Regions from separate parts of the Homo sapiens genome. Here region 2 is linked to region 1. A link is a loop called in an ENCODE intact Hi-C map of the cell type or tissue named here. Cell type or tissue: heart left ventricle. All regions are shown on one strand. Links, peaks and the distances in the headings refer to the core of each region. The heading gives the core; the rest is flanking DNA.

Region 1 (5,394 bases), core at 112-5,111:
TGTGGAAATACTTTCGGTAACTGCCTAGAAACAAATAAAGATGGAGAGGTCACTTTTTAATAGGGCCATGCAATGTACACCTGGGGCTGGTATTCTCATGCGAAGGTAAAATTTTAAAAATGAATCTAGTAGGCAATTGATATCTCAATCTGTTTACCTCAGATTTATGAGGGAAGTCTATAATTCTGGGAGTAATTCAATGATAATAAGTGCAATTAATAAGTAGAGTGCAAGTACAGATGTACAGATGTTTTTGCTTTAATGAGATAAACGCATTTCTTCTATGGTCTGCAAAATCATGCAATAAAAATTGTAGGGTTTATGAAAAAGATAGGGTCAGGACACCTACTCAATATTTATGTAACGAGAACACTACAAAAACAATAACCATCCTAGTAATTATCAAACATAATTAAATATAAACATGATTAAAAAGATAAGTTAAATTCATAATAACTACTACAAAAAATACAGTGTATGTGTGTGTGCACATGCATGAGAAGGTAGCTTGATGGAAGAAAGAAGGAAGAGTTGAGATTGCTAAGCTATGAAATAAGTGCAAATTGCAGAAAGATTGAGAATTACGCAATAAGCACTCCCATGTTGGAGTACGTGGCCACACTGCACCAACAGGAAGAATGTGGCATGAATGGGAATCATGTGCAGTAGGTATTTTCCCTTGGCTAGCTGTGTTAATCTGTGTTCGTAGGCTTTGTGTTTGGTTGCTGCTACTTAGTAAAATACCTGAACAAATCCAGGGTCTATGTTATACTGACATCATTCCCCTACTTACCAATCCCATATAAGCTAAGTCACAGAAAAGTGTTTCAGCAGAGCAAACTCAATGCAAACCCCTGAACTGACAGAAAAATGTAAAAAAAAAAAGTCAGGTATTCTTGAAGTTTTTTTTTAAATGATATTTTGTGAAATAGAGTTACAAATCTGTATCATATAAAAATCCCTTCTTAAAACTGTATCTTTCTACACATATAATTTTATCACTTTAGGCGGACATTTTTCATCCATTCAGGAGAAATTCTGCAGTAGCATTTGAAATGAGTTTACATAAATCAAACTGTGCACAACACATGGGCATATTTGTCAAAAAACTACATTTTGCTTTTACAGGATTTGAAATAGCATATCAGACACACAGAAACCAGAAAACACACCTTTCAGTTTCAAAAGCATTTGTAATGTACTATTGGTGTGCATATAATCTTTTGGATATCTTATCGAGATAAGACTGGCTGGAACATCTTTCACTAATTAAAATGGAATTAAAAATTCAAGGCCGGGCATGATGGCTCATGTCTGTAATCCCAGCACTTTGGGAGGCTGAGGTGGGCAGATCACATGAGGCCAGGAGTTCGAGACCAGCCTGGCCAACATGGCAAAACCCCGTCTCTACTAAAAATACAAAATTAGCTGGGCGTGGTGTTGCACCTCTGTAATCCAACTACTGGGGAGGCTGAGGCATAAGAAGCGCTTTAACCTGGGAGGTGGAGATTGCAGTGAGCCAAGATCGTGCCACTGCACTCCAGCCTGGGGGACAGAGCTAGACTCCGTCTCAAAAAAAAAAAAAAAAAAAAAATCAAGTTCTTTTCTTTTGTTAACTCAATTTACTTAATTAGCTTCTGAAGTTATCTAACCCTGCAAATTTATCAGTTGTAACCATAAACTGTGGTACTTTTAAGGGAAAATTGTCAGAACTCCATCAGTTTTTGAATACTTGAGCTATTAATGGATTTCTTAACATTCTCCCATTTTGTGAGCATCTTTTGCACCAGAGATGCTGTTCAGCTTGTAGGATGATCCTTTTTCCTATTTGTACCCTTTATTCTCATCCTCAAACACTGACCTAGGGGAGGTTTGAAGGAAAAGTGAAAGGGACCTGTTCTATTTGACATTCACAGGTAATGAGGTTTTAAAAGTTATTGGTAAATCCCCAGAAGGGCACTATTAGAATCTAACCTTCGCTGGCACTTAAAAAATTAGTGCACATGGAAGTGAAACTTCAGTAGTTTCTAGTAGCTCAGAACTGTCAAATTGCCCCTTATGTCTGAGAGTAGCTGAGATACTGGGAGCTCCTTATTTGCTGTATTTAATATACTTAAATGATAATATTTCTCACATGCACTGCTAGAGGGCACCACTCCCTCAGTATTAGAATGAACTGTATTATGGGTCCTCCTCCATGTGAGAAATGCAACTTTTTATTATTTTTCAATGATCTTTATTAGATTATCTATGAGAAGCATCTGGCTGAGAGAAGCCCTCTATGTAATTCACAACTATTTGTTTTTAGTTAGTTAAATGAATTTTGGTCATATATCAAGGGTATTTTAAGTGGCCAATAGAACCCCTCAAAAACTTAAAAGTTTTTTGCTTTAGTGTCATTTCTCAAGAGAAACAGTAGAATGATAGCTCCTTAACTAGATATGCAGTGGCAGTCCTATTTGGGAAATATATGGATGTGATGTCTTACTACATTATTGAAGAAGAAAGGATTATTGTGTAATGCCAGTTCTATCACAGTCTGTGATAGAAGCATCACTGGGAACACTGCCAGTTGATGGAGAATATTAAGGCCAGCTTTTTTGGAAGTTCAGCATTTCTTATTACTTTAACCGTTGTCTACTTTCTTTAACTATTACCTCATCATTCCCTAAAAACAAGCTTAGAGTAAATGCATTAATTCAAATCTTTTCACTACTGAGGAGAAAATATTGGTATCAGATTATGAGACCCCAAATTTCTTTTGGCCTGTTGGATTGCTATCTAGAAAGAAGGCTACTGGTAGAAGATTTCTTCTTTCTAGGTCCACTGTTTTAGAATGGCTGATTCAAAAATCAGCCTTCTCTGAGGTCAGGTGTGTTGGCTCACGCCTGTAATCCCAGCACTTTGGGAGGCCAAGGCGGGAGGATCACTCGAAACCAGGAGTTCAAGACCAGCCTCGGTGACACAGTGAGACTCAGTCTCTATAAAAAATAAAACATTAGCCAGGTGTAGTGGTGAATGCCTGTAGCCCTTGCTTCTTGGAAAGCTGAGGTGAGAAGATCACTTGAACTCAGGAGTTCAAGGCTGCAGTGAGCTAGGCTCACACCACTACACTGCAGCTTTGGTGACGGTGAGACCCTGTCTTTTAAAAAACAAGTCAGTGCTCTCTTATTATGAATGATATTCACAAGGAGACTCTCAACACAACTCTGAAGTAGATGATTTTTCCATTTTGATGTTAGCATGATGTGCCCCTTCTAGTGTTCCTAATATCCATCCTTCTATTGTTTCGGTCTAATTCACTGAATGCCCTGTTTCCTGATGGCTCTAATAATGCTTCTTCCACGGGCAGCTCTTGGGTTTAAAAACTCCTATTCCTTTGGGCGTTATTATGAAACAAAAGAATTTTACAATCATGAGATTATTTTGAGGATTAAATAAAATAATACATGTATTGAACATAAAGTACTTAGCACAGTATTTGATCCAGATTAAGAACTTCATACGTCCCCTCTCCACTGCTATTTCCACTACTGCACTACCCCAGTCACCATTATCACGGACTTTTCTTCTGCTGAAAATTTTCTTAGAGTCCGAGAAACACATCATTGTTTGAAAACAGAAAATGTTTATTTTGAAATAATTATAGACCCACAGAAAGTACCAAATATAATACAGAAAGGTCCTGTGCATCCTTCACCCCGTCTCCCCCAATGGTTACATCTTATGTAGATACAGTTAAATACAAAAACAAAGAAACTGATACTTGGTATAATGTGTATGTATCACACATGTAGACTGGGCAAAAGCACCATGGAAACTGAGATAGGGAACTATTCTATTGTCACAAGGATCTTCCTCTTGCTTCCCCTTCACAGTCATATCCAGCCTCCTTCTACCTCCCCTCTGTAACTCCTGGAAACCACTGACCTCTTCCCATTACTATAGTTTAGTCATTCTGAGAATGTTTTAGATACATATGTGTGTGAGAGAGAGTCTGTGTGTGTGTGGTGTGTAATCATACAGTATGTGACCTTTTGGAGTTTTTGTTCCTTTTTCCTGCTGAGTATTACATGCTGGTATGGATAAGAAATACATCTTCAATATCGGCACTTCGGGCTCTATGAAAACTGACAAATACTTTGAGCACGGGAGCCATTTCAAGATCTCTCATCTTTCTCTGCCAACAAGTAGGATTAGGTATGGCCTTTTATTTTTTTTTATAAAAGACTTGAAAACTCAAAAATCAGTTACATAAACATAGGTGGAGGTTTTCTCTTATTCCCAGAAAAATATTTTAAAGACATTTTAGAACATTATTTCTTATATAATCAACATGTTGATTAAAATTAATTCTTATATAATGCTTTAAGTAGGGCTTCAGCTGCTAAATTCTTGTTAACCTCCTTTGACCCATCCTATCCATATAAAGATAATAAGACAGTCTGCATTTTAAACACTCTGTAATCACATCGACTTTCTTATATCAGTCCAAATTGGTGATATTTCATTTACATGTCAGTGTCTTAAACTCTTATACAAACTCAAGTCCTTGGTTATGCAGGTAGTGTACAGTATGCGAAGTCTGCTAAATGAACAGAAGAGAGTCATTAGACTATGATAGTGAGAACCCTAGAATTTCAGTAGCTAGGAAATAGTAGCTCTTGTTATTAGCTATTATTAGAACATCAGTTCCTTGAAGGCAAGAATATGTATCCTGGATCTGTATATCCCTTGGGCCTGGCACGGTGCTTGATACAAAGTTGATATTTAATCAATGAACCTATTGAAGAATTAAGTCAATTTTTAAAAAGCAACGATCTGGTTTTTTTTTTTTTTTTTTTTTTTTCTGAGACAGAGTCTTGCTCTGTCACCCAGGCTGGAGTGCAGTGGTGCAATCTTGGCTCACTGCAGCCTCCGCCTTCTGGGTTCAAGTGATTCTCCTGCCTCAGCCTCCTGAGTAGCTGGGACTACAGATGTGTGCCACCACACCTGGCAATTTTTTTTTTTTTTGTATTTTTAGTAGAGATGGGGTTTCACCATCTTGGCCAGGCTGGTCTTGAACTCCTGACTTCAAGTCATCTTACTGCCTTGGCCTCCCAAAGTGCTGGGATTATAGGCGTAAGCCACCATGACCAGCCAAAAAGCAACAATCTTTCTTTTGTCTGACTTCTGGCATAATTCAAGTAAGAGCCTCTTTCCCTTTTGTGTATTATAAAAAAGTTGATAATCAATATTTGATGAATGAATGTATGTTGCAGGAAAGAAATCAGGGATTCAGTTCAAAACAGGAAATTCCCGTCTCATGAGGCTTTGCCTGAACACTACATCTCTTTCTCCCCTTCATATAGGGTTATGAATGGCTTCGTGAACTTCCAGTCCTGTGTACAGGAC
Region 2 (5,394 bases), core at 212-5,211, 650 kb after region 1:
AGAAAGTACTCATTAGAATTTATCACAGGATTATAATATTTTAATAACATTTTTCATGATTATAAAATTATTTAATGATTGCAATTTAGAATCATACTGAAATACTGTTTTACAACCTGCTAACCTGTTTTTTTACTTAACATCTTGTGAACATGTTTCCATATTTCCAAATATTCTTCACAACACATGATTTTAGTAACATTTTAGTATTCATTGCATAATGTCTTGGTCCCTTAACATTTAAATTCTGATATAGAAAGTAATGACATAACATGATTCTGGATTACAAAAAGGTGTTTATTGATGAATAAATCTCAGATGTCAATATAAGGTTAGGGTTCTCAAGTCAGAGATAGTTGCCTCATAATTCTTAGCCTCCAATAAGATACATTCTTTAGTTGGGGACCCCACTAGCTGTTTCTGCTGTAGAATATCAGTGACCACACCCAGAAGCACTGATATAACCAAGGTAATCTAGGAAGAAAAGTCTCAGTTGGCTGTTTTCTTGGCTATTTATATAACCAATACTTTCCCTATTAAAACAACAATGATAAGTAATTACATAGAACATTAAAAATGTGAATCCATTTCATTTTTTATAATAAACCTATGATATAGGTGCTATTATTATCCCTATTTAACAAATGAAGAAATGGAGGCAAAGAGAGATTATATAGCTAGAGAAAGATAATACAGCAGGTTACTACGGAGACAGAAATTGAATCCATGTAATTATCTTTAAAATAATAAGCACATTCACAAAATTTGAGGTTCCTTCAAGAACATATTCTTACTTTTCAGAAGATCCAAGATTACAGCCCAGCTGTAAACATGTATTCTTTCCATTACACTCCACTCTCTCCTAGTAACAATAACAAAATGATCTTTATGGAGTAGCAACATCAAAATGATCTGCTGTTCATTTTGTTATTTAATTCAAGGGGCAGAGAAAGGACATCACATTTGTCCCTGTTTCTGGAGGCAGTTAATTCTAAAGAGTTTTATTATATGGAGACACCAAACCGTTTACAGAAACAGCATGATATTTCGTTTTCTACCATCTATATTCTGCCTGCTACTGTCACCAAAAGCAGAGAGGTCCCTAAGTTAATAAGCAGTGGTCTAATTAATATTCAGATTTATACAAAGAAAAACAGAGATGTTCAACTTCAGAGATAGTTCTTTAGGAGGGAACAGGTACCAACTGACCACAGCCTGCACGCCTGTGAACTAACACTTCACATAGGTAATGATTATTGATTTGCATACTAAACAACTGCACATCGGGAGGCAGCTGAACTGTAAGAAATGAGTGGAATAGAAGGAACTAAGCCATGGCCTGCCCCTCTCAGGACCCTCCAAAGGAATGTAATTTATTCTGGGTCCTCCTGAGCTCCATTTTCTGTCACACTAGCCTTCAGTCTTCCTTAAGCAAATCTCATGGTTCCAGCTAGAAAATGACAACAATGAACAATATTTTCCCCCCTCCTTGTCATCATGTCTGTAAGCATGTAGCCACAGAGCATATTAACAGATATTTTAGGCAATTTGCAAAATCTCTCTGAGAATGAAGGAAAGTAGGGCCCCACAGGTCATAACAAGTACTCCTGTCCATTCCCACACTTAAAGCCAAGTGATGTATTAACATAAGGCAATCCCATATATATATATACCCTCTGTGCCTCTAACTGTCTAAGAACAACCTCATTCCCCCCCTTCCCCAATGTACACACTTTAAACTGGCTATCAGGTACTAGGCTTAGTACCTGGGTGACAAAATAATCTGTACACCAAACCCCCATGACACTAATTTACCTATATAACAAACCTGTATATATGTCGTTGAACCTAAAATAAAAGTTAAAGTAAATAAATAAATAGGCCGGGCGCGGTGGCTCACGCCTGTAATCCCAGCACTTTGGGAGGCCGAGGCGGGTGGATCATGAGGTCAGGAGATCGAGACCATCCTGGCTAACAAGGTGAAACCCCGTCTCTACTAAAAATACAAAAAATTAGCCGGGCGCGGTGGCGGGCGCCTGTAGTCCCAGCTACTGGGGAGGCTGAGGCAGGAGAATGGCGTGAACCCGGGAAGCGGAGCTTGCAGTGAGCCGAGATTGCGCCACTGCAGTCCGCAGTCCGGCCTGGGCGACAGAGCGAGACTCCGTCTCAAAAAATAAATAAATAAATAAATAAATAAATAAATAAATAAATAAACAAACAAACAAACAAACTGGCTATAATAGGGGATGGGCGGGGGGTGGTGGCAACTACTAGTCCTGAATGCAAAGCTCTACTACAAACTATCTTTCCATCTACAAAAGTCAATGAACTACTGAGTTTCATTTCATCGTTTTTTATAAATAAGGGTAGAGACTCTGTAATCCATCAGGTCTCTTTTCTCCAAAATGATAGTTTTAATGTAATCGATTACATCACGGACATAGTTATACTTAATCAATTTCAGAACCCTGACAAAGAAAGGTGTAATTCTTTGCGGGACCTCATTGTATCATGGTCTCCCAAACCATTCCTAAGTGATTTCTTAAAGCAACTTGAAAAGGTGACATCAAAATCCTGAAGTATTTACAGCCACCGAAATGATTCCTCTGATGTTCTTCTGAGAGATTAAAATGGTGCCATTTCCTGTCTGTCATTCTTAGTCTGGTAAACTAATCAGTACCCAGCACCCAGCATGTCTTAGGCTCTGGGACAGTGAACAAAACAGCCATTTAGAGATGCTGAAATGCATGCTGTGGAATTACCAAACTGTGGAAATTCATCCAGGAGAACATATGTTATTTCAAGAATATAAATGAATTAATCAGTAAGCATGCCACCCACATACCAGAAACATCCCTGATTAAATTTAATGTAGTGAATTTGTGCAATCACCACCAAACTAACCATTGATTAAACAAAGGCCTCTGAGCACTAGTTCTTTTAAGGTACAGTTTATTTCTGCTCTCCTTTGAAGGGTACACCTTTGAAAACGTTGCTAATTTTGGGGACACAACCACATTTGAAATTCAGTGTGGATTTATTTCTCAAGGAGGCCCATCTCTTTTACAGGCAGTGCAACTAATGCATCAGACATTTCGACAGATGCCTATTTGGTTAATCTGTCATAGTGGCACTAAGGACTCCCTGCCACCTTGTGGATCGGCAGAGAAACCTATTTAGCACAAGATAATCAGCCACCTAATTCCTTCTCCCCACATATATAAAAAGGAGGAGAAACTACCCCCAGGCTACTTACTCCATAGACAAGAGTTCAAGAGTGAAATGCACCAAGGATTCCACTCTCATATATCTTACATGTTTTAACTTCAGACATAATGCTGTTTGCATGCAGGTGGCTGATAAAGAACGTAAGGGAGTTGCATACCATGTTATAAAAAATTTTGATTCTCCAAGAGTGCTTCTTTATTTTCTTCTCTTGATTGACAGATAAATAGATGATACATAGGTAGGTAGGTAGACAGATAGATAGACAGAAATAGAGATATATCACATTAACTAGGACCTAGTCTATCCTAAAAAATCCACTTACAGAGACTGAGACTATAGTTTTACAATAGCATACCCTGCATTTACTGAGTTAATATTATGTAACAGATACTATTAATATAATAAAAGAATCAAATTCCTGCTCCCAAGGAGCTTAAAATTTAGTGGCAGTAACTGGGGTATAACATCTCCGGACTGAAAATGTTGCCCCTGGTAATTTTTCAGGCTCTCGTTATAATTCCTGAGAAGTCACACGCATGTAAATACTAGATATTGAAAAGCATATTTTTAGACTTAAAACTGAGCATGAAATCTCAATTCTGATCCATAATAACATATAGGCTTGCTCTCTCAAGTCAAAGCATGAGAATGGAAAGAAAGGGAACCCCTCCCTCACCATAAGAGGCCTGACTAATGTTCTCTTAGTCTTAGAGAATAGTCCTACCTGTATCATCGAACAGCTATGCAAATGCACATTTAATTGTGCTACAATGCCTAGCAAAGTATATTGAGCAGATAGTAAATGCTTAACATATGTTAGTAAAACATCTTCAGGTCAAAAACATTGACTGCTCTTTCTCACAGCCCACATCCATTCCATGATCAATTCCTATGAACCACACCTTCTGTCTACTGCTGCCATATATCCAGAATATGATCACTTCTCATTACCTCCATCACTATAACTCTAGCGTAAAAGTCAACAGGTTCCATAGGAAATTATTACAATATGAAAATATTTAAGGACTGTTACATATAAGATGAAAAGCCTGTTATATATATGATGAAAAGATAGAAAGTTCCCTGTGACTCTTGGTGGTAGAATCAAAACCAATAAAGTGTCATTTTTTCAATGTACATAAGAAAATCCAATATTCTTTGACAATAGGTTACTTTAAGAAGCAATGGGTGTTTTCAAGTAGCTACAGAAGAATGTTTTAGAGGGGAATTAGCATGGTCAACCAAAAATGGGAAAAGGAGTGGAAATAACTTAGAAGATATCGTTCCATCCAATCCTGCAATTCTATGCTTTCAAATTGTCACTTTCTTATAAAGTTCATGAGTCACAGATGAGATATGATTGTCATGTATAACAGACATGACATGTTTATAATACTGTAGAACCGTGAAACAATATCCTATTCGAAACTGGGATGCAATTCAAATATTCCTTTCATTCCAAATGAATCTCTCCTGCTTTGATTTGTATACATCATTTCAGGATTTCAAAAACCAGCTGTGAAATTGCTGATTTTTCTGCAGTATGAATTTCTTTGTTAGGAAAGAAAATGGCTCTTTGAAATAGTGTTCTTCCTATGAGAAGAGGAGATATTTAAGCTTGTTTTCCAAACACACACAGGTCAATTCAAAGGGAACCTACTTATTCCTTGAGTAAAAAGCAGTATCATCTTAGGAAATAGTTCTTTCAGTGGCTGACACTAAATTTCTACACACCACAATCGTAAGTTGGCACAGAAGCCAGGAAAGGAGGTGAATGCTATCTTTCCGACACAGGAAAGGTTCACTCATTAGAAGTTCTTTACATATTTGAAAGGAAAATTCCCCTGGCACCATCTTTCTTTCTTTACAAGACATAACTATGCCAAAAAATGCATTTAATTCTTAATTTGATTCCCTGTAACATTATATAAAAATAAGCTGAATCACAGTAATGTTTGCTCATATTTGAAGAGGAATAAAAATAACTTTTGCAATTTTGTCACTGGTTTTAGTATTGAAGAAGCCATACTCCTTTGATGTCTAAAACTTCCAAGCCAAGCAAACCAACTGCTTGACTGTGGTGGCAGCTGCTATTCTGCTGTTGACTGTCACCTTCCCAGAACTCTTCAGAGATCCTTCTGAGACGACTCCAACATTGTGGTATTT

The links. A loop is a pair of places that touch in the nucleus more often than their neighbours do. Peaks named below come from ENCODE experiments on the same cell type or tissue, not always from the same donor. Only the 100,000 strongest peaks of a DNase experiment are listed, where the experiment ranks them.
Region 2: it touches region 1 in a loop (6-fold over the local background); 5 of 110 quality-filtered maps call a loop at or near these places.

The regions. Positions count from the first base shown.
Region 1 is chr3:2,918,809-2,924,202 of GRCh38, reverse strand. The region is part of intron 12 of CNTN4 (contactin 4); the gene reads right to left. Among named protein-coding and RNA genes, the nearest start is that of CNTN4-AS1, 140 kb to the left of the region's middle. RefSeq lists an enhancer at 2,195-2,244. In heart left ventricle, for the core only: a CTCF peak has its summit at 2,145; no DNase peak of the experiment used is centred there.
Region 2 is chr3:2,266,735-2,272,128 of GRCh38, reverse strand. All of the region lies in intron 2 of CNTN4 (contactin 4), which reads right to left. Among named protein-coding and RNA genes, the nearest start is that of CNTN4-AS2, 130 kb to the right of the region's middle. In heart left ventricle, for the core only: a CTCF peak has its summit at 3,150 (motif pointing left); no DNase peak of the experiment used is centred there.